Regions from separate parts of the Homo sapiens genome. Here region 2 is linked to region 1. The links are chromatin loops, found by intact Hi-C in ENCODE. Cell type or tissue: chondrocyte. All regions are shown on one strand. Each heading gives the region's core, and the rest is flanking DNA. Links, peaks and the distances in the headings are about the cores only. Region 1 has its middle 84 kb from the start of LANCL2. Region 2 overlaps VOPP1 (VOPP1 WW domain binding protein).

Region 1 (11,945 bases), core at 1,746-9,745:
GGAGTGATGAGAGAGGGCATCCTTGTCTTGTGCTGGTTTTCAAGGGAAATGCTTCCAGCTTTTGCCCATTCAGTATGATATTGGCTGTGGGTTTGTCATAAATAGCTCTTATTATTTTGAGATATGTTCCATCAATACCTAGTTTATTGAGAGTTTTTATCATGAAGGGCTATTGAATTTTGTCGAAGACCTTTTCTGCATCTATTGAGATAATCATGTGGTTTTTGTCATTGGTTCTCTTTATGTAATGTATTATGTTTATTGATTTGTGTATGTTGAACCAGCGTTGCATCCCAGGGATGAAGCCAACTTGATCATGGTACATAAGCTTTTTGATGTGCTGCTGGATTTGGTTTGCCAGTATTTTATTAAGAATTTTTGCATTGATGTTCATCAGGGATATTGGCCTGAAATTTTCTTTTTTTGTTGTGTCTCTGCCAGGTTTTGGTATCAGGATGATGCTGGCTTCATAAAATGAGTTAGGGAGGATTCCCTCTTTTTCTATTGTTTGGAATAGTTTCAGAAGGAATGTTCCCAGCTCCTCTTTGTACCTCTGGTAGAATTCGGCTGTGAATCTCTCTGGTCCTGGACTTTCATTGGTTGGTAGGCTATTAATTGCTGCCTCAGTTTCAGAACTTGTTATAGGTCTATTCAGGGATTTGACCTCTTTCTGGTTTAGTCTTGGGAGGGTGTATGTGTCCAGAAATTTATCCATTTAGAAGAGAAAATTTTTAATGTTCCTAGCACAAGAAAAAGATAAATGACTGAGGTGAGAGCTATCCTAAATACCCTGGTTTGATCATTACACCTTGCATAATTGTCTCAAAATATGACATATACCCCATAAATGCATATAATTGTTATATGTCTATTAACAAAATTTTAAAAATAAGGACTGGATGTGGGTGATGAATAAATGAGGATTTGGTATACTATTTTCTCTACTTCTTATGTTCAAAATATTTTATAATAAGTTAAAATGAATAATAAAATAACCAAAAAAGATCTCAAAAACTACTATATTTTGTACATTCATATTACAGGCACACTTTATTGTACTTCGCTTTATTGCTCTTTGTAGGTATTGAGTTTTTTACAAATTGAAAGTTTGTGACAACCCTGTATCAAGGAAGTCTATCAGTGCCATTTTTTTCCAACAGCATGTGCTCACTTTTTATCTCTATGTCTCATTTGGTAATTCACATAATATTTCAAACTTTTTCATTAATAAATAACTGTTATGGTGATCTGTGATCAGTGATATTTGATGTTAGTGTTGTACTATAGGGTGCCAATAACTCTGCCTATACAAGATGGTGTACTTAATCAATAAACGTGTATTCTGACTGCCTTACCCTCCATTCCCTCATCTCTTTCCCACTCTCTTCCCTGACACACAACAAACAATAATGAAATTAGGCTAGTTAGTAACCCTACAATGGCCTATAAGTGTTCAAGTGAAAGGAAGAGTTGTATGTCACTCATTTTAAATCAAAAGCTAGAAATGATTAAGTCTAGTAAGGAAGGCATGTCAAAAGCTGAAACAGGCTGAAAGCTAGGCCTCTTGCACCGGGTAGCCAACTTGTGAATGCAAAGGAAAAGTTCTTGAAGGAAATTAAAAGCGCTATTCCAGTGACACACAATGCTGATATAGTCTTCAATTCTATGGAGGCTGAAAGAGGTGAGGAAACTGCAGAAAAAAAGTTTGAAGCTAGCAGAGGTTGGTTTATGTGGTTTAAGAAAAGAAGTCATCTCCATAGCTTGGAAGTACAGGGTGCAGCAGAAAGTGCTGATGTAGAAGCTGCAGCAAGTAATGCAGAAGATCTAGCTAAGACCACTGAGGAGGGTGGCTACACTCGACAACAGAGTTTACATGTAGACAAAACAGCCTTCTACTGGAAGAAGATGCCATCTAGGACTTTGTAGCTTGAGAGGAAAAGTCAGCGCTTGTCTTTAAAGCTTCAAAGGACAGACTAACCCTCTAGTTAGGGGCTAATATAGTTGGTGAGCTAAGTTGAAGCCAGTGCTCGTTTATCATTCTAAAAATCCTAGGGCCCTTAAGAATTATGCAAAATCTACTCTGCCTTTATCCTATAAATGGAACAACAAAGCTTGGATGACAACACATCTTTTTACAGCATGGTTAGCTTAGTGTTTTAAGCGCACTGCTTCTCAGCAAAAACGATTCCTTTTAAAATATTATTGCTTATTGACAAAAGACCTAATCACCCAAGAGCTCTGATGGAGACATAGAAGATTATTGTTGTTTTCATGCCTGCTAACACACATTCATTCTGCAGCCCATGGATCAAGGAGTCATTTTGACTTTCAAGTCTTATTGTTTATGACATACATTTTGTAAGGCTATAGCTGTCATAGATAGTGATTCCTCTCATGGATCTGGGCAAAGTAAATTGAAAACCTTCTGGAAAGGATTTACTATTCTAGATGCTGTTAAGAACATTTGTGATTCATGGGAGGCAGTCAAAATACCAACATTAACAGGAGCTTGGGAGAAGTTGATTCCAACCTTATGGATGACTTGAACCCCTTCATGGAGGGGTTCAAGACATCAGTGGAGGAAATAACTGTGGATGTGGTGGAAATAGCAAGAGAAATATAATTCGAAGTGGAACCTGAAGTTGTGACTGAATTGCTACAATCTCATGGTAAAACTTTAATGGATGAGGTATTTCTTCCTATGGATGAGTGAAGAAGGTGGTTTCTTGAAATGGAATCTACTCCTACTAAAGATGCTGTGAATATTGTTGAAATTACAACACAGGATTCAGAATATATCATAAACTTAGTTGGTAAAGTAGTGGCAGGGTTTGAGAGGTTTAACTCCAATTTTGAAAGAAGTCCTACTATTGGTAAAATTCTGTCAAACAGCGTCGCATGCTACAGAGAAATCTTTCCTGAAATAAAGTCAATCAATGCGGCAGACTTCATTGTTGTCTTATTTTAAGAAATTGCCACAGCCAGTCCAACCTTTAGCAACTACCACCCTGATCAGTTAGCAGCCGTCAACACTGGGAAAACACCCTCCACCAGCAAAAAGATTATGACCCACTGAAAGCCCAGATAACCGTTAGCATTTTTAGCAATAAAGCTTTTTTGTTTGTTTTTAGACAGAGTCTCGCTCTGTCGCCCAGGCTGGAGTGCAGCGGCACGATCTTGGCTCACTGCAATCTCTGCCTCCTGGGTTCAAGTGATTCTCCTACCTCAGCCTCCTGAATAGCTGGGACTACAGGCACCCGCCAGCACGCCCAGCTGATTTTTGTATTTTTAGTAGAGACGGGGGTTTCACCATATTGGCCAGGCTGGTCTCAAACTCCTGACCTTGTGATCCGCCCGCCTCTGCCTCCCAAAGTGCTGGGATTACAGGCGTGAGCCACTACATCCGGCCACAATAAAGTATTTTTTAATGAAGCTATGTACATTGTGGCTTTTAGACATAATGCTGTTGTGCACTTCATAGACTACAGTATAATGTAAACAACTTCTATATGTAGTGGGCAACCAAAAATTTGTATGACTCAAACTTTATTGCAATGTTCACTTAATTATGGTGTTCTGGAACTGAACCTGCAACATTTCCCAGGTATTCCTGTACTTCAGGCGTTTCTTTTGCCCCCTACCCCATAACTTTTTATTGTAATGTTCCTGTCTCAGATGGGCTGTGCGGAAGTGTCCAGAAAGGATCTCGTTCCACTCCTGTGCCTGTGTGGAAGGGGCCCAGTGCCCTCCTATAAATGGTGTGGTGGGTGCAAGGATGATTGTCAAGACACCCCCTACCCGCAAGAAGAAGGTGAAGGGAATTAGATTTGAGTCCTGTTGAATCTCCTCCCTAGGAGATCTCCCTCTGATGCCAGCCCTGAAGATCCAGGCTTCACTTTTACAAAAAAAGATGTATGTTCTTGTGCAGGTCTCAAGAGTATAATGAAGGAGGAGCAACGTGGCTTGGTCTGTTTTCAACAGTGACAGGAATGTTGGAGAGCACTCTCTTTGTCTTTCTCCCTGGACTCCAGAAATCACAAACAGTGCTGATATCATTTGCCACAGACCTAGTATTCAGTGCACATGGGAACAGAAGATTGATAACAAGTGTGTACCTGTGAAAACTGCCTGGGCGCAGCCCTTACCAATGACAATCCTTCATGTTTTTGTAGAAGAAAGGAATTTTGCATCTTACTTTAAAGCTTACGTGGGGAAAAGCTTTTAGATGTATATTCTTTACCAGTGCTGTCCACTAAAGGTATGATGTGAACCAGTGCATTGCTTTAAATTTTCATTACAAAGATTAATCAAAAAAATTATTTTAATGATATTCAGCCTAATATATCAAAGTATTATTTCAACATGTAATGATATAAAAGTATGTGAGTGAGAAATGTTACTTTTTTCCATATTCAAAATCCAGTTTGTATAACACATACTCAATGCACACTTCCACTTGGAGTGGCCACATTTCAAGGGCTATAAGAGCTGGTAGCGCTGGTGAGTGATTTACTGGACAGTGCAGAACCAGAGTGCATAGGGAAATGCCCAGCTCCTGGGTTCTGGGTGGTTACACAAGTTCCAGTGCTGGGTGGTCAGCCCTGAAATGGCATCCAGGTGCTGCTGGGGACACCCAAGAGAAGAGGCGGAGGACTGGTGGGACCTCAAGAACACCCCCAGGTCGGGGAGGTAACACTAGGACCAGCCTGAGGTCTCCTGCCCGAAATGTGCCCCCAGCCACAAGTCGGTGACTCCAACTCCCAAGGGGAAGCTCAGGGGTCCCTGGAAGGAGTGAGATGTTCTCAGCAAATGGAAGTAGGTGAAATGCAATCGTTGCTCGTCTTTTTCTTTATTACCATCCTTGTCAGTGTGGGTGCACAGAAATGTAAGATGCGGACAGAGGGCAGAAATCCTGGCTTCTCATCCAACCGCATTTCCAAAGGTCTGCTGACCACCTGGGTGCTACGCCTCAAGGGTGACATGTTTGTTTCTCCCCTCAAGGGTGACAGGTTTGTACTTAAAGGTCTCTGGGACCTCTGGCACCAGTGACATCCCTGATGCCCAGAAGTAGGCGTGTTGAGGGGCTGCAGGGGCCGCAGGAGGGTGGCAGGACCTACCGAGGCAGGGGCGGTAGAGGGCACAGTGCGGGGGTGGAGGGCTCCTGTCCCCTCGGGAGGCCAGGCTGCTCGCTGCTCTCCTCTCCCAGGACAGGCTCGGTGGCCAGAACGCCTCTGCAGGAACCTGGTCGGAGCTCAGCTGGCTCCTTCCAGGTGACCCCAGCCAGTCACAGGGAGGGGCAGCTTTTCGTCCAACCTTCAGCTGCCTTCAGGGTTCCCCTGCGCCTGGGGAGGGAAGGCTGGGGCGTCGTCTCCCCATCTGTCCTGCGCCCGCTGGCCGCGCCCTTCTCCGAGACCGGCCCCCCACCCCGGCGTAGTGCAGGCCTGGGCCTGGCGCTGCAGCTGAACGAGGACCGGGCACCGGCAGGCCCCGAAGCGATGGCAGACGCAGGTGGACGGGTGTCCCTGACCTGCGCGTCCCTGGAGAGGGGTTCGGACGAGGCAGGGCCGCAGTGGCGCCGCGGGAGACTGGGATGGGAGGCCTCCTGGGCCCGGAAGGCCGGCGTCCCGGTCCATCCGGGAGAAGCGCGGGCCCTCCCCGGCCGTCCCCTGTGCCGCGGGATCGGGACCGCCTGAGGCACGGGCGCCGACAGGAGCAGGGGACCCGCGGCGCTCCGGGAGCGGACACCTGCCAAGCACTTCAAGGTCTTTATTCGAAACCAAACCCATGCCTTTATTTTTTATCTAATTATGAAAATAGTTCGTGCTCATAGCAGAGAGAGGCGCAGAGAGAGGAAATGCACGCGGCCTGCCACCCTAGCCAACAGCCCGGGACCCACACGGGAGTCTCTGTTTTACTCCAATATTTTTCATGGTATTTCAACGGTCCCCTCTTCCCTGCTAAGGATTACATCGCATCTCAGTGCGATTAAACTGTTCCAGTTTATTTAACCCCCTCTTCCCATTTTGTTTTTCACTTTTAAATAAAATATGTCATTGAAGAGGGTGGGCATGTCCTGCGCGTGGCTGCGGTGGCAATGCTGCTCCTCGCCAGGGGCGCCGCCTCCCCCTCGTCCGGGCCCACCGTTGCCAGCGCCCTGGCAGCGAGCTGGGGCCGCGCTGGGCACTGGAATAGGATGCGGGAGACCTGAGTCCCCCAGACCTGGTCCTGCAGCGCTGCCAGGCCCCAAGGTCTCTCCCTTCCCTTTCTGGAGCCTGGGTGTGGAGGATCCCGCGGAGGATTCCAGGCTATGCAAGATGACGGAGCCTGAGTCCCTGGCTGACTGCGTGGAGCTGAGATCTCCTGCCAACTGCCAGGACCGGGGCTCGAGCGAAAAATCAACCTTTATTGTGGTGCCCCACAGTTTCTTGGCATAATTGTGGATGATGCAGACCAAATACAATAACATGAACACACTGTACGCCCATCCCACTTCAGAAATAGAAATGAGGTCCCTATGAATCTTTCTCATTGCACTCCCATTATTATCCCATATTTTGTGTTTATAATTTCTTTGCTTTTATAATTTTACCATGTGTTTTGTTTCATTTTGAACTTTATGATATTGATACATTTCTCCAATCTGTTTTCTTGCTTGCATTCTTGCTAATTTTTCTCTATTATAAATAATGCTTTGCTGAGCATGCTTGTCACTATGTTTTACGTACATCCACATTTATTTCCTCAGAGTAAAATACTGGATTTAAGTTGCTGGGTCCAAGTATATGTACATATTTTAGGGCTTTTGACAAATATTACCTTCAGAAGAATTATTATGAATTCTGCCAGCCTTTGCCAACACTGTTTATTATTGGGAATTATATGTGGAAAATCATTATAATGATTATAATGATTTTGAGTGAATGATAATGAATAATGGTTTTTTAATGAATGACAGTGATTTGCCATAATTACAATGAGTTGTAATTATAATGATTTAGTTCATATATAATTGCCAATTTGAAGGGAGAAAAATCAGCCCCATTTTCTGTTCTTTTATTACAAGAGTTCTTCACCACCTACACAAACCACCTTCTTGAAAGGGTCCATGGTTGGCAAAACCAAGGCTGGCAGGATTAAGCTGTCACAGAGAAGAGAGGATTAGGGAGAAAATATGAAACATAGCATTAAATCTGTATTTACAAAATTTATATGAAATATTGCACTAGAGATACATATGTATATGTACACGTATATTTATAGCATACATACTGCATTAAATGCATATGTATATGAAATATGGCATTAAACATATATTGAATGGAGAAAATAGTAGTTCTCTTAGGTATCCACTTCCCAACAACCATTCAGACAGCCCTCCTCTTGAATTGCCTTCAGTTCCTTATTTAGGTGGCGGCATCACTCTGGGGTCAGTCTCTCCCCTGTCCTTTGAGGACATACAGACCTCACCTATTGTTTAAGTGTTTGAACCAGCCCCGAACCCAAGCAACACCAGAGTCCTCCTTACATTTCTTCAGTGAGCAAACCTTACGCACCGTGAACTTGGGAGTCAAACCAGCTGTGCCCCTCACTAGCCGGGTAAGCGCAGGGAGGTATTGTGCCACACTGAGCATCAGTTCCCCAATCCGAATCAGGATAGAACAATTCCACTGTTGCTTGGTTTACCCAACTGCTGCTGTTCCTAATCTGACGCCTTGCCTGATTCTTCTATAGTACCTGGAAAAGCCACCTATCATTTTCAGTTGTCCAGTCTCCCTTGCAGCAGGGGCATCACATGACACAGTTTTGGTTGATGAATTGCACATAGAACTCCACACTGGAGCCCCTGGGGAAGATTTCACTTTTCTCATAAATGGGATAAGGGTTGCTGGCATTGCCACAAGCCCGTTCACCCTGCTTTGATCACTGATGTGATATCTAGAGCTGCAATAACTATCCTGTGACAAAGAGGGAAAGGCCAACATAATCACAGAGACATCAGCTTTTATTGCTGAACTTCTGAAGCAGTGAGCCAATTCTAGGTTTATCATCTGAAAGAATAAATTCCTGTTCAGTTGTTTTGTTACTAACCTCCTTATGAGATGGTTGTGAGAATCTTGTGAAGTAATGGTTATAATGGCTAGATACAGTGCCTGGCATTGTTAAATACTCATAACATAATTTTATGATTGTTAGTAGTACCAACTGATGTCAGTTGCCACAAGTTACTTCAACTCTGATATATGAGTCTGGCCAGGGATAAGAAGATGTTTGTTGAAGATCATCCTTGGCTGCCAATTAGCTATCAGTGACCCTGGGCAAGTTTTGAACCTCTATGGGTGTGGTTTCCTCTGCTGTTTATAAAATAATACCAAAGTTCCCTTGCAGCTCTAAAATTATTTTGTTTTCCCTAGAAATTTTTTTCCATCACAGGATGTAGCATCCAGGCTGACAGGACCAGAGAAGAATGTCTACAGCAGGGAAGGGTGTGGTATCTCTAAGTTACATGTGCACAGTTTACAGTAGTCCCTCAGGGCACACAGGACTTCCCAGCCAGCACTTCTCATGTGATGTAATATGAAGTGCCAGTATCACTGAAGTAGTACTCATATCAAAAATGTATCACCTCGGCCGGGCGCGGTGGCTCACGCCTGTAATCCCAGCACTTTGGGAGGCCGAGGTGGGCAGATCACGAGGTCAGGAGATTGAGACCATCCTGGCTAACATGGTGAAACCCCGTCTCTACTAAAAATACAAAAAAATTATCTGGGCGTGGTGGCGGGCACCTGTAGTCCCAGCTACTTGGGAGTCTGAGGCAGGAGAATGGAATGAACACAGGAGGCAGAGCTTGCAGTGAGCCGAGATCATGCCACTGCACTCCAGGCTGGGCGACAGAGCGAGACTCCGTCTCAAAAAAAAAAAAAAAAAAAGTTTCACCTGGATACCTCCACAACAGTGTTATCCAATAGAACTTTCTATGAGGATGGAAATGTTCTACACAGGCACTGCCCAATACATAGCCACTAGCTACATGTGAACACTGGGCACTTGAAATGAGGCTAGTAAGGCCGATGAACTTAATTCTTAAATTTAAGTTAATCCTCATCAAATTAAATTCATTAATAAATACCCATATGTGGCTAGTGGCTACCATATTGGACACCACAGCTCTAAAGGGTAGACCTAACTTCCTGTTTATAGGAAGTGGGAGATTGCAGAACAAGTTAAATGACACCAGAGGGAAAGAAGCAGACAAACCCATAAAGGAGAAGCTCCATACAACAGTCCTGGAGTCCTGAGAAAGTCAGCACCATTAAAAACAAAACAAAAACACCAGGTTGAGGGGATTGTCCTAGGTTGACAGAGATGAAAGAAACATAAAAGATGTACTTAGACTGGATCCTGATTGAAAAACAATACAGACCTCAAAGTCAATTGGGGGAACACTGAATATGGCTTGGATGCAACATAGTATTATCAAAATCATTGTTAGCTTTCTCAGGTGCAATACTGGTATTATGATTATGTGGCAGTTTATTATTTTTAGAAGAGGCATATGAAGTGTGTAGGAGTAAGGGGTCCCAATGTCTACAGCTTATTTTCAAATGATGCAGCAGGTATGTGTGTCTGTGTGTGTGTGTGTCTGTGTGTGTATGTCTGTGTGTGTGTGTGTGTGTCTGTGTGTGTGTGTCTGTGTGTGTGTGTCTGTGTGTGTGTGTAGAGAAAGTGAGAGAGAGAGCAAAAGAAAGAGCACACGTGCTAAAGCAGATATGACAAAATGGTTTCACCCCCTCTTCTGTTCTGTTATGCAAGATACATCTTCCAAGAGAGAAAATAGAAAATGTACCTAATAAACCCAGTGACTTATCAGGAAATTTCCAGGCAGAAGGTCAAAGATGTTGTCTGGCTCCTCCTCTTTTTACATAAAGAGCAAGAAGAAATGTCAGAGAAAGAAGCCAAAGAGAGGGCTATTAAACATAAAGCAGTCAGGCTGGTTTGAAAATTCTCAGACCTTCCAGATGGCAAATAATGCCAAATTTAAGAAATGGCTTCCAGGCAAAAATAAAACCCAAGGTACTGTCAGAAAAATATGGTATAAAGAGAAAATCAAGGGTATAGCTTGTAAAATCTCTTGTTAAGAGTTTTGTTAAGAGAAAATTCTGGGGTCATGCCTCAGACAACTGTTTAGATTTAAAAAAAAAAAAAGAGTTTCTACGAAGCTGGCAGGCATTGTGCCCCAGCAACTGAGCAGAGGCTGATGCCACAATGGGGTGAACACATGGGAGCTGGGGAGGGCAGAGTGTATTTTTCAGGTGGAGGGATATGAGTCCTGTATCCAGTTTCCAGAGTGGCCCTCAATCCTCTCTGCCTCCTGATATTTGTGCCCTTGTGCAGTCAATTCTACACTGAATACAATGCGGTAGAGGTGATGGTGTGTGACTTCTGATAAAGTGAGTTGCAATTTCTGCCTTGGACTCTCTTGGATCCTTGCCATGTCATAGGGACTCAAGCAGCCATGTGAACAGGCACACATGAAGAATGTACTGGGTTGGGCAGTGTCTCCTCAAAATTCATGTCCTTCCTGGACTCTTAGAATGCGACTTTATTTGGAAATAGGGTCATTGCAGATGTAACTAGTCAAGGTGAGGACATACTGGAATAAGGTGGGCCTATAACCCAACATGACTCTTGTCCGATGATCTCTAACTTAAGCTGATGACATGGGACAAGCCTCCAAACCATCATCAAAGCTCTAGACTACAGTAGATAAATTATAAAATAAAGAAGTTACGGCCGGGTACGGCAGCTGTCACTTATTGGGGTGATTTATCACACAGCAATAGATAAAGGGCCAGTCTTGTTTTATGGATCTACACTCCTTCTGGCCCTTCCCTGCATCATATTGAAGCAAATCCTGAACATTTCATCTATAAATATTTCAGCAGGCAACATATCAATCTGAATTAAAAATTACAATAGGCCAGGCATGGTGGCTCATGCATGTAATCCCAGCACTTTGGGAGGCTGAGGCGGGCAGATCACCTGAGGTCAGGAGTTTGAGACCAGCCTGGGCAACACGGTGAAACCCAGTCTCTGAAAAATACAAAAATTAGCTGAGCGTGGTGATGTGCGCCTATAATCTCAGCTACTCAGGAGGCTGAGGGAGGAGAATCGCTTGAACCCAGGAGGCAGAGGTTGCAGTGAGCCGAGATTGTGTCATTGCACTCCAGCCTGGGTGATAAGAGCAAAACTCCGTCTCAAAAAAAAAAAAAAAAAGGGACAATAATTCCTTCATATCTTTACAGATCCAACCAGTATTTACATTTATCTGTTTTCTGTTTGTTTGTTTGGTTTTGTTTTGTTTTTTGAGACAGAGTCTCTCTCTGTTGCCCAGGCTGGAGCGCAGTGGCGTGATCTTGGCTCACTGCAAGCTCTGCCTCCTGCGTTCATGCCATTCTCCTGCCTCAGCCTCCCGAGTAGCTAGGACTACAGGCGCCCGCCACCACGCCTGGCTTATTTTTTGTATTTTTAGTAGAGATGGGGTTTCACCGTGTTAGCCAGGTTGGTCTCAATCTTCTGATCTTGTGATCCGCCCGCATCAGCCTCCCAAAGTGCTGGGATTACAGGCGTGAGCCACCACGCCCAGCCACATTTATCTGTTTTTTAAAAATTGTTTGTATCTGATCCAAATAAGGTTCATAGCATGAGATTTCTATATCTTTTTGAACCTAAATTTTCCGTCTTTGTCCATTTTTAATTCCATTTGCTTTTTATTTTTTAGTTTATTTATTTTTATTTTTTTGAGACGGAGTCTTGCTCTGTCACCCGGGCTGGAGTTCAGTGGCACGATCTAGGTTCACTGCAAGCTCTGCCTCCTGAGTTCACGCCATTCTCCTGCCTCAGCCTCCTGAGTAGCTGGGACTACAGGCGCCTGCCACCACGCCTGG
Region 2 (11,945 bases), core at 2,000-9,999, 55 kb before region 1:
ACTGGTTGCAGAAATAAAAATTCTCTTCCTCCCCAGTTCATCTGCATCTTATTATTGGGCCACAAGAAATAGCAGCCTGACCCTCATTTTGGTCTAGGAACAGTATGACGACACGGTCCTCTGGTCTAAAGGGGAGGAGGTTGTGTTTGTAGTAAAGGCAAGACAGAGTCCAACTCCTGTAGAAATAGGGCAGAGGAACAGGCGGTGGGCATGAAAAGCATCTCACAGAAGAGTCGATATAGAGGTAAAGGGAGTCAAATAAATCAGAGGTTTCTGGTTGGGAAGACAGAGAGAGACCATGAAAAGAATAGGTTCCGGGAAAGATTCAATAGAAGACTGAGCAGAGAATGTCATATATGCATGTGGAGTTTGGAGTTCTTGCAGAATACCCAGGAAATGGAGCCAGTGAGGAATTCACTTTTGCAGCAGAGGTGGAAGAGGGCAGGATGTAGTCCAGAGCTGGAATGTAGACTTAAGAGTTCTGAGCATTTGCTTATAACAGCTAACCAGCTGCTATAGTCTGAATATGTGTGTCCTTACAAAATTCCTATGTTGGAACCTAACACCCAATGTATTAGTATTAAGAGGTGGGGCCTTTGGGGAAGTGACTTAAGTCATGAGGGCTCTGTCCTCGTGAATGGGATTACAAAAGAGGTTGCAGGGAGCTCCCCTGCCCTCTTTTGCCCTGTGAGGACACAGCAGCAAGACATCATTTATGAAGCAGGGAGCCCTGACTAGATACTGAATCTGCTGGGCCTTGATCCTGGGCATCCCAGCCTCCAGAACTATGAGCAATCAATTTCTGTTGTTTATAAATTACCCAAGCTGTGGTATTTTATTATAACAGCCTGAATGGACTAAGACCAACTCAAGTAAAAATAGAGCTGAGAAAGTAAGCCAGGTGTGAACCTCAGTGTAGGTTTCCAGATTTTTTAGGTACTAGAATCTCATCTCCCTTCCTGATCTCATTGCCAAACTCAGCTCATTACTTTAGTATTTATCATGCCTGTGTGATTTCAATGATAGGAAATTTATTATAAAATTAAAATTGATAATAAATTTGAGACAGGGTCTTGCTCTGTCACCTAGGCTGGAACACAGTGGTGCAGTACTAGCTCACTGCAGCCTCAAACCCCTTGACTCAAGCGATCCTCTCACCTCAGCCTCTGAGTCGCTAGGACTATAGGCATATGCTACCACGTCTGGCTAATTTTAAAGATTTTTTTATAGAGACAGGATCTCACTATGAACTCATAGGCAGACTTCTGAGCTCATAGGCAGACTTCTGTTTTTCACTTTAGTATGGAAAATGAAAAACACCTTCCAGAGAAGGTGGTTTCTGGTAATAACTGTTTCTGAAAGAGACATATGGCCAGAATTTATTTTTTTAACCTTATATTTAGTCAACCAGAAACTAGGAGGATTGTTTTTCAGGATAGGCTTGAATAGAACTAATTTTAAATGATCAGCAGTTTACTGAAAGGAGAAAGAGGGAAAACCTCTACCCCAGAAACACAAAGGTGGAGTTTCAAAAACTCTGGGCCAGGTGCAGTGGCTCACACCTGTAATCCCAACACTTTTGGGCTAAGGCAAGAAGATCACTATGGCCAGGAGTTAGAGACCAGCCTGGCAACATAGTGAAACCTCATCTGTAGAAAAAATTTTTGTAATTAGCTGGGCGTGGTGGTGTGCACCTGTATTTTTAGCTACTTGGGAGGCTGATGTGAAGGGATCACTTAAGCCAAGGAATTTGAGGCTGCAGTGAGCTATGATTGCAGCATTGCACTCCAGCCTGGGTGACACAGTGAGACCTTGTGTCAAAACAAACAAAACAAAAAACTCCGTAGTTACCAAAGTTCAGCAGTAATTTAAGAGCTTCTTGGTCCATCTTACCTCACCTCTTCACTTTAACTCTGGGTGCATCTGGGCTCCAAGGCAGCAGCTCCTCAAGGGTTAAAATGGCAAAGAAATGAGCACTTTTTACCCCATTTGGTCTGCTAATATTAGTGATTTTAGTAAGTATTTGTAATGCTTTCTCCCATGGTAGAAATACAAGTAAAATTTCCCTAGGTAAATCCTGTATGCCACCCTGAATGCAACTAGTTTGGGTTTATACAAGTCAGAGAAGGTATTTTCTGGTGATAACTGTGTCTCTGAAGGAATGATTGACAGGGCAGCCATCTTCCCACCCTCAACGTCTCGGGCTCAGGCCTCATCAAAGCAGTGATGGCCCCCTCCTTAGAACCCAGAGATGTTTGACTTCGCCATGGGATGTGTTGACCAAATAAAAGTTGAAACATCATCAAAATGGGACCACACGTCTCAACACACAGGCACCTCCCTGCCCGTCAGGGAAACCATGTCAGGCCAGGAGGACAATTCTGACATCATGTGGATTACCAACTGAGGTTGACAGGAAAGAAAGAACCATGAGTTCATAGTCAGGTCTGTGAAGTTTTTGACTTGAAAGCAAGACAGATAAAATGGTCTAAAATCTTGTGTTTGGAAAGATGAAAGTTCTATTAAAAATGTTATTTTCTCGCAGACGTACAATATTACAAGTAATCAGATTATGCCTAGACTTTCATTGTGGTGGTATCTTGGGTGTTTGCATATGACCAAACTCATCAGATTGTACACAGCTCTTTGTATATCAAGTATATATCAATAAAGCTGTTAAAAAAAAATATACCTGCTCAGAAAAGCCAGAACAACACCCCCCACCCACCAGCTCACCCACCACATGTTCCTTCCCAGCACCAAGAAAAGAGTCACAGGCAAGAGGGCTCCAGATTTAGGTCTTTGGTTCTCAGCCCTGCCGTGTACTGAAATCTCCTGAGGAGTGTGTCCCAGCCAGCAGGCACGGGTGTTTTTAAAGCTGCTGGACAGTTCTGACGTGAGCCTGTGCTGAGAGCCACTACTTTCCACAGCACTCCTCACAGGTGTTTCTTGAGGCTGCTGGAGTTCTGCCTGAACCACCTCCTGGTTTGAGTTTTATCCACATGTATGGGCTGGGACTTCTGCTGCCTCATTCAAATGAGAGAGCTTTCCTGGGGTAGGTTGGATTCCTAAAGGCAAAGCCAGGATATGACCCAGGAGGTTATGCCATATTAAGGCTGGAAATGCATAAGTGTATTAAGTAATATTATAAAGAAGCTTGTGGGGCCGGGCACAGTGGCTCAAAGTGCCTGTGATCCCAGCAGTTTGAGAAGCTGAGGTGGGCAGATCACCTGAGTTTGGGAGTTCTAGACCAGCCTGACCAACATGGGTAAACCCCGTCTCTACTAAAAATACAAAAATTAGCCAGGCATGGCGGCGCACACCTGTAATCCCAGCTACTTGGGAGGCTGAGGCAGGAGAATCTCTTGAACCTGGGAGGCAGAGGCTGCAGTGAACCAAGATCGCACCATTGAACTTCAGCCTGGGCAACAAGAGCGAAGCTCCATCTCAAAAAAAAAAGAAGCTTGTGGCTGGGTGCAGTGGCTCATGCATGTAATCCCAGCACTTTAGGAGGCCAAGACAGGCGGATCACCTGAGGTCAGGAGTTTGAGACCAGCCTGGCCAACATGGCGAAACCCCGTCTCTACCAAAAATATAAAAAATTAGCTGGGCGTGGGGGCGCACACCTGTAATCCCAGCTTCTCGAGAGGCTGAGGCAGGAAAATCACTTGAACCCAAGAGGTGGAGGTTGCAGTGAGCCGAGATCGTGCCACTGCACTCCAGCCTGGGCCACAAGAGCAAAACTCCATCTCAAAAAATGGTGATGAGTAATACATTTTTGCGTAATAGACTTATCATTGGGAGAGATGAGTGTGAGGCAGTGATGTCATCTGAAAGGGAAGTGAGCTTGCAAGAGTTAGTGGGAGAATGTCCTGATGATCACAGATGACTTGTCTAGGAGGGAAGAGGCAGGAATGCCCTGGGCACCAGTGTGCCCAGAGACAAACAGCCCACCAGGCTGAGATTTTTAGAAGGACCTGGGTGAGAGATGGGAGGTGGGCTTGTCAGGACAGTCGCCAGAGCAATGGGGACCTCTCGAAGGCGTCAGGAAATTATTAAAAGGGTGTTTTGTGCTCGATTGAAATTAATTTGGGTTTGCCTGTCTAAGGTCCTATTGGGTTGGTCTTTTATGGGACCGTGAGACGGGGCATCAGTGATCTGACACTGTCCTGTTTTAATAGAGATGTTTGATAGCATCTCTGCTGAGATCAGTAATAGTCCAGTTAGGTGGATTTGTAACTGTTATAATAGCTGTATTTATAAAATTATGATTAGTAAAATCTCAACATAGAAGAAATGTCTCTAATGGAATTCACCATTGACTTAATCATCAATACTTTAGCATTGACTTGAATGAAAATAGGGAAGGCTTGCAATGTTGATCATATGTACAAGTTCCTTCCCTCCCTCCCTCCCTCCCTCCCTCCCTCCCTCCCTCCCTCCCTCCCTCCCTTCCTTCCTTCCTTTTTTCCTTCTTTCCTTCCCCCTCTCTCTTTCTAAATTAAGGTACAATTCACCTACCATAAAATGCACGTGCCCATTTTTTTAATCCCGATGCTGAAACCGATCTGCTCCATCTGAGTAGAGAGCATCTGGCTGTGAGTTGGGCTGAGCTCATGGGCTGTCACCTTTCCGTCTTACCACGTCACCCTCCTTTTCTGCGCACTCCTAGAGTCCTTGCAGCTAAGCCAGGACTCACTTCGTGGTGCAACCTTCTTTCTTTCCCTTTGGTTTTCTTTCTGCAGGCAGACTGCTGGACTTTGGGAAGGTCTCAGGTTTTGGATTTCAGCTTCAGGGCATGGAAAGATTCCTCTTCATTTTCAGGCCCCAGTCTCGTCTCTCCCTGACCCGACTGTGGATTATTGCACGTGGCCATTCTAAGTCATGTGTGTGATTGTCACAGAGAGGAGGAGCAAAGTTGCCTGGGTGGCCTTCAGCAGTCCTGGGTCCCAGCAAAACTTGACTCATATCCTTCATGTCAGTGACAGAAAACTGGAAGGAATAGTGAATGCCTTGAGTGACAGAATGAGGATCCAAAGGCTCTTGACAGGATAAAAGTAATGGGCCAGATTGCATAAGTTTACCCTTTTTATGGATAAGCATAAGGTCCTATATTTGGGTCCCAGACTGTACTGCATCCGTACAGCATGAGAAGACAGAACTTACTGAGAAGAACTTGGAAGTTTTGATGGAAGGTTTATTAGGATTTGGCTGTGTCACAGTTGTTAAAAAGGTTAATCCTGCCTGAAGCTCCAATAAGTGTGGAAATGAGAGTAAACTGGGATTCTTCCTAATAAAGAGAAACCATAATTTTGCCCAAGCTAGGCATTGTTTCCTGGAGAAGAGAAGGCTTGGGAAAATATGCGAGTCCTTTTGGACATTGGAAAGAAAGACTGGCTGTGTGAGTCATGAATCAGCCTAGTGGGGCCTGCCTTGGATTCTGCACAAGGAACAGTGCCCATGGTCATGGAAGGCACTTGCCCTGGGGCCTTGCTGCAGGGAGTGGCAGCGTCTGCCTGGGCAGGTTGGAGGGGAAGGTCAGTCACTGAATGGTCGGGTGGATTCCTTGATCCAGGTGAGGCACAGAGCTCTGCAGTCCTTACAAGGAGATTTGCTGGGGCACTGGGTGGCTAAGGACCGAGTCTTCCTCTGCTCCCCCAGAGGCTCATGTATCCTTTGGAGTTTTCTGCTGAAACTTTATAGGGTTCTGTGTTTAGTTTCTCTGGAGAGCCCAATTTCTCATAGGTAGCTAATTCGAAGGCCAGTGATAAGCCTGAATGTACTTCCTGCTTCTAAATTGGGAAGCCTCCTTCAAGTATGTGCTGCGGGCTCAGCTCTGTGGAGAATGCAGGTAATAATGAGTAGTGTAAAAAGCAGGGTTAGCTGGCAGGGGCAGTGTGATTGAGGAGAACAGACCAGCTGTCAAATTGAGAGACTGGGACTGGATGGGAGAAAGGAGCTGTTGTACCAGCAAGTGCTTAGTGAAGAGAAAGGTTTGCTGAGGGTTAATCCTGCAGGCAGGAGAAAGGATTGGATTCTCGAACTCCCCAAAAAAGTTACAGTCCCCACCAACTCTATCTCCAGACCCGCACCCTGAATATTTTACTCCGACTTTAGCTGCTCCACCAGATGCAGAGATGATTTTTCTATAAATCCTTTTAAATACAATTACTGCTAAAGTGGTGCTTAAGTTCAGGCTGCTGTAACAGCAATACCAGAGGCTGTGGGGCTTAAACAATGTGTGTTTATTTCTCACAGCTCTGGAGGCTGGAAGTCCAAGACCAAGGTTCCGTCAGCTCTGGTGTCTGTTGAGGGCTCTGTCCGTGGTTCGTAGGCACTGTCTTGTTCCATCCTCACGTGGTGGGGAGTGGAGCAAGCAGCAAGCCCTCTTCATGGCTCTTCTTACAGAGACCCCCAACCCTGTCACGAGGGCTTCACCTTGGTAACCGGATCACCTTCCAAAAGCCCCACCTTTTAACACCATCCCATTGCGGGGTAGCCTTTCAACACACCGGTCTAGGGGAGACACTTTCCATCCATAGCAACAACACATGGAAAGGTTTACAAACTGACTTTTGGCTTTTTTTCTTTTTTACATAGAAAGATTTTGTGACTTTACTAACACTGAACATTCCTTGACCTAGTATGTTATCCTTTCCTTCTCGTGAGATTTATGTAACCCAAAGGCTAAGAATTAAATGTGTCCAGTGGCCATACCCTCTTTCCTCCTGTGCAGGACTAAGCATAACACATGCTTCCTTCTTAGGCTCCAAAAACTCCCACAGCGACCACCTGTTGTTTGCATTTGTTTGTTGCTCTGACACCTGTCTAAATCGTGGCCCGTAGACTCTCAGACATACATTTCCTTTTACATGACGAATCCCAGGGACCGCAGGTCCTATCATTGAGATAAAAGGCAGGCACCCTTTTATCTCTATAATATACCTAATTACCTGTCAGCAGCTGCTCAGAGTGGACTACCCATTCTCTGACCTCAGCAGAAATCTACATTTGTATCCAGGGGTACAGTAAGGAATACTTGGCTAACAGGCAGTAAGTCCAGGGGCCCATGTCTGCTGCTATACGTGATCTTTTCATTCTTTTGAAGTATCATGTGTATTTCAGAGTCTCAGGACTATAATTAGATATGCTGTGGAGCGGATTTAGTTAAGAGTAATGTTTCTTCCTTTCTATGGCAAGTCTGACAGTTTATACATCTGGCACACAGAGAAGAACGAGATGAAAAACCCTTGCTGTTTTCTCCATCCTGATCTGTTCTGCAAAGGTGTAGTCTTGCGACGTCCTTGGGAGCAGCATTGCCATTCTGAGGCTTAGGGCAGTAGGAGTATTTGACTTGATGCATCCATGATAGGCATCTTCAGTGTGCTCGACTGCCTGGTAATGTTTACTACTTTAATTAAGCTCAGTGTTGCAGTGAATATCTCTTTGTAATTGCAGCTCTTTGGAACATCAGCAGGTGTGTGTGCTTAGGGCCCCAATTTACCAGCAGCTTCAAAAGGAAGAAAGCAGCAGACAGAAAAGGGGTAACAGTGTCAGCACCTGGGTAATTGTGTGCTCCTTCGAGTAGCTGGGGCCTGCCAGCATCCACAATGGGAGCCGGGCCAGCGCCGCAGATGAGCCGCAAGAATGCGGAGAGTGAATGGGTCTTCAGCTCATGGAAGGAGCATAAAGGGTTCCTGTGTTTTGAGAGAAGAAAGAGATAATCAGTTGACAGCGTGTATTTGCTGCTGGTGTTCCAAATTTGGATTCTGAAAAGTGAGCTAGAGCACATAGATGTTGTATCTTGCCAACAAAGAGGAACTTGTAATCCGTTATACTCCAAATATTCTAGGACGGGTATGTTCTCAGGCTGAGGGGTGTATGTGTGTTAATTCTGGACGAGGGCTCTACATATGTCTGAAAGCTGGTAGTCTGCTCTCTCCAGCATGGGAAATAGAATGCCATAGGGCTTAGGTTTCCAGGCAGCAAATGCTTCCTTACAAGTGTAAAGCTGAAAGGGAAGCATTTTAGCAAATTCAGCTCATGAAAAATGATTCAGTCACTAAATTTATTAGTGTATACCTGCTTTCCTCTTTTATATCAAGTGCATGGCTGCCAGCATTGGAGGGACCCAAGTATTAATACCTCTTAAGCATTGGCTGTGCTCAGAGCTAGAGCACAGATATAAGAGCTGTTACAGTCTGGAGTAAAACCCGAGAGAGAGACACACAGGAGCATCTTGGTGGCAGAGGGTGGTGGAGCAATGGGAGGGAACTAGCAGGAGCTCAGAGGATCATGGCCAGTTCCCCCTAAGCTGCAGGTGTATGTCGTCTCTGTTCTGCACCCCCCTTATTCCCCTCCCTCACCATCAGCACGTGCAGAGGAGGCTGTTCATGGCTAGGCAGTGAGCTGAGTGTCCAATTTGAGAGGGTATTCATGAGTGTTGTATCTTCTAGAATTTGATCACTTGAGGACAATATATAGTAGAATTAGGCGTAAAAATGGTAAGAGCCATTTGACTAAAGCCATTGCCACCTAGACAGAAGACAAGGACCGAAAGACCTTAGCCCAGCACTGTTAACAGCAGAAAGTGACCTTACAGTCAGGGAGACCTGAGCCTGAGGGCCACCCAGAATCTTCCACGAGGATGAATGGAGCCAGTCCTGGACACACCAGAAGACTGAGCCTGTCCACTTTTAACTTGGGGCTTCCCTGGCAGCAGCTGTGAAGAAGTGTGCCTTATGTCACAGCCTGGCACACATAGATTTTTGTGCATGTGTGTGGATGTCTGCTGAAAACAGCTAATGTTGTGGGGGCATCCGCCATTCACTACAAATCGACGCCGTCCTTTCACCTCATATCGCATCTTTATTATATGTCTCTATGATTAAGTTACCTGCTAATTGTAGCGCATTGCTGACATCATATGATACAGGTTTTTCTGGAAATCTTTCTGGTCAGTATGCAGTTCCAAGCTGAACAAAGAACCATGCAAGCACCATTAAAGAGTGGTTGCTGAGTTCCTGTCTGTGGGTCCTGTCTCAGGGACCTCCTGTCATTTGCCCAAGGGTCTGTTTTTTTCACATTGTCTCTGTTACCATGGTCTTTGAAATTTCCACAGCAGGTTATAAAAGCAGGGCCAAAGAAGAATAGGAAAATCAAGTGGGGATAGAGAAGGTGACCCTTTGGTCATGAAAGGCTCCATGTTACTGGAGAGGCAGCATCTGTGCAAAATGCTTTCCTGAAATGCTGGCCAAGTCCACTCTTCGCTTCTGCAGACAGTGACCTGGGCTGGAGGTGCAACATCTCTAACGTCTTGCTTCTAAGCTTATTTCAAACATGGCACTAATAATACTTTATCTTGTATGTGGATGTTTTGAAAATTAACAAGACGTTTGTGAAGCATTTAGCCTGGTGTAAGATAAGAAGTGCTCATAACCTGTAAGCTGTGTTCTTCTTGACTCTGTGGCTGTGTAGTAAATCACTATAAACGTAGCAGACTGAAACAGCACACCCTTATTACTGCAGAGCTCTGTAGATCTCAAGTCTGGGAAAGCACATTTGGGTTCTGGGCTCAGGGCCACCTCACAAGGCTGAGATTAAGCAGTGGGCTGCACTGCATTCTCACCTGGAGCTTGGAGTCCTCCGAATTGATTTGGGTTGTTGGCAGAATTCGGTTTCTTGTGGTTGTAGGATTGAGGTCCTGCTGGGATTGCTGTTGGTGCCTGCAGACCACACTCAGTCCTGGCTACATGGCCCTCTCACGTGGCTGCTATTAATACTATTTCAAAGCCAGCAGGAGAATCTCCAGTCTGCAAGGGCAGAGACTTAGATAACACACCATCTCGTTGAATGTTCTGTGATTGTGGGAGTGGCCATCTGGTATTCACAGGGTCCTGCCCACTGAAGAGGAGGGGATTATGCAGGGTGGGTTCTCTGAGGGGTGCAATTCTTCGGGCCATGGTTGCATTCTGCCTTCCACACTCCTAAACTCACCATGAACCTCACTGGAGTGCTGAGGACGCCTGTCTTTGCACATTCGTGAGAGGAAACGGTCCCACCTCTTTTAGTTTACAGTTAATTGTCTGAACTCCATCCACCCTAAAAGCAAGAAGTCCTTCATCTCCCTCGACTGCTCCCTTCTCTTCCACACACACAGGCACACACACATTGATCAACCGACACCAGTGAGATTCTAGGGGAAGGCCTCGGAGAATTGCAGAAGGTACTGTTTGTGCAGGGCGCTGGCCTGCAGAAACAGCCAGACCAGGTGTCTCACTCCCCCTCACACCCTGTGCTCCTGCACTCATCTCCAGCATGCAGCCGTGGAACCAGGGGTACCAGCATTCCCCCGTCCCGAGCACTGAGACCCTGTGTCAGCTTCCCTCATTGGCAGACTGGATTCCTGCGTGCTCTCTTTTCAGACGTCACCTCCTGCACATGTCCTCCCTGAGCACCCTGCTGCCTCGTGCTCTCAACCTGCCGGTGCCGGCTCCATTTTTCACCACAGAAGAACTTATTACTGTCTAACACAGTTTATGTTTTCTCGTTTACTATTTTCTCCCCCTTCTAGAGAGAAAGCTCCTCCCCAGCAGGGGTTTCCTCTGGGTTTTCCCTGCTCCACCCTCAGGAAAGCACAGAGCAGGCTCCTAGTAGCCCCTTGGTGGATGCATGGAGTGTCAGGAGTGCAAGTGGCACGATCTTGGCTCACTGCAACCTCTGCCTCCTGGGTTCAAGCAGTTCTTCTACCTCAGTTCCCTGAGTAGCCGGGACTACAGGTGCACACACTATGCCCAGCTAATTTTTGTATTTTTAGTAGAGACAGGGTTTCACCATGTTGGCCAGGCTGGTCTCGAACTCCTGACCTCAAGTGGTCCACCTGCCTTGGCCTCCCAAAGTGCTGAGATTACAGGTGTGAGCCACTGCACCCGGCCAGGACCAGCAACATTCTTGAGCACTCATTTAGGTAACTCTCAGTGGGAGCCAATGGGAGCATTTCATGGAAATCACAACACTTTGGGTACTGGGTAGGGATTCATGTTCATGGGCCAGGGGAAGACTGTACATGAATGCTGCCATATTGTCTGTGGAATGGCGTGGGGGTGGAGTGGGGAGGGAGTGTCTCTCAGCCCAGTTTGTCCTTGAAACAATAGAGGATTTAGCTGCCGTTGGGTGCGGGGTGTTTACAAAGAGGCAGCACCACCTCCAGGAGCTTTGGGCCTACTGGGTGCACAACCAGGGAAGAGCAGCTTTGGAGCTTGGGTCTGCTGAGTTCCAGGCCGCTGTTATCTCACTTTGCATCTTAACTAGTTTTCTACACATACTTCTACATAAAACAAGCCTATTTGTACTGCAATAATCTACACATTCAGTGCCCAAGACCTTAGGCTGAATTGTATATTTCTCCCAGGTACTTTTTTTTAAAGGAAAAAAACTGGCAGGAACCTAGATCACAATTAGGTAATGGTTTAATATTGTAGAGAAGTGGCCCTCCCCACATCCCTGCCAATCCATTGCTGCTTGGGCTCGAAACGCTCTAGTGAAAACTTCTCTGTAAAACGGAAGGGTTTGCACTTTCATGGCATCTTCTCTCTTCAAGGAGGACGTGGGGTTGGGGCAGGGCAGGGATGTCGAGGGCACCGAGTGCCTCACCTGAGTGCCTCACCTGCCCATGCTCAGGCAGCTCTCTGGGAACAGCTTCTGAGCACACCCCTGAGAGCTGTGGCCTGCCAGGGGCCCGGAAACCTCAGACACGTTGGGGGATGAGGGGAGGGAGGCAGCGTGAGCAGTGATAGTGCCATCAGCACTTTATATGGTGAGAAAGGCCTTAAAACTTAAGTCAGTACTGTGCAGGGCCCCTGCAGTTCCACTCATTTTGCTGATGGAGAAACTGAGACTCGCCAGAAGTCCCCACAACTAGTAAGTGGCAGGACCAGGACCACACC

Evidence for each region. Hi-C counts contacts between places; a loop is a spot of excess contacts. Peaks named below come from ENCODE experiments on the same cell type or tissue, not always from the same donor. Only the 100,000 strongest peaks of a DNase experiment are listed, where the experiment ranks them.
Region 2: it touches region 1 in a loop (4-fold over the local background); 12 of 110 quality-filtered maps call a loop at or near these places.

The regions. Positions count from the first base shown.
Region 1 is chr7:55,442,974-55,454,918 of GRCh38, reverse strand. It overlaps a transcript of VOPP1 not described here. Among named protein-coding and RNA genes, the nearest start is that of LANCL2, 84 kb to the right of the region's middle. In chondrocyte, for the core only: no CTCF peak of the experiment used is centred there; DNase peaks (open chromatin) are centred at 5,403 and 6,195.
Region 2 is chr7:55,498,160-55,510,104 of GRCh38, reverse strand. The region is part of intron 2 of VOPP1 (VOPP1 WW domain binding protein); the gene reads left to right. Among named protein-coding and RNA genes, the nearest start is that of VOPP1, 68 kb to the left of the region's middle. In chondrocyte, for the core only: no CTCF peak of the experiment used is centred there; no DNase peak of the experiment used is centred there.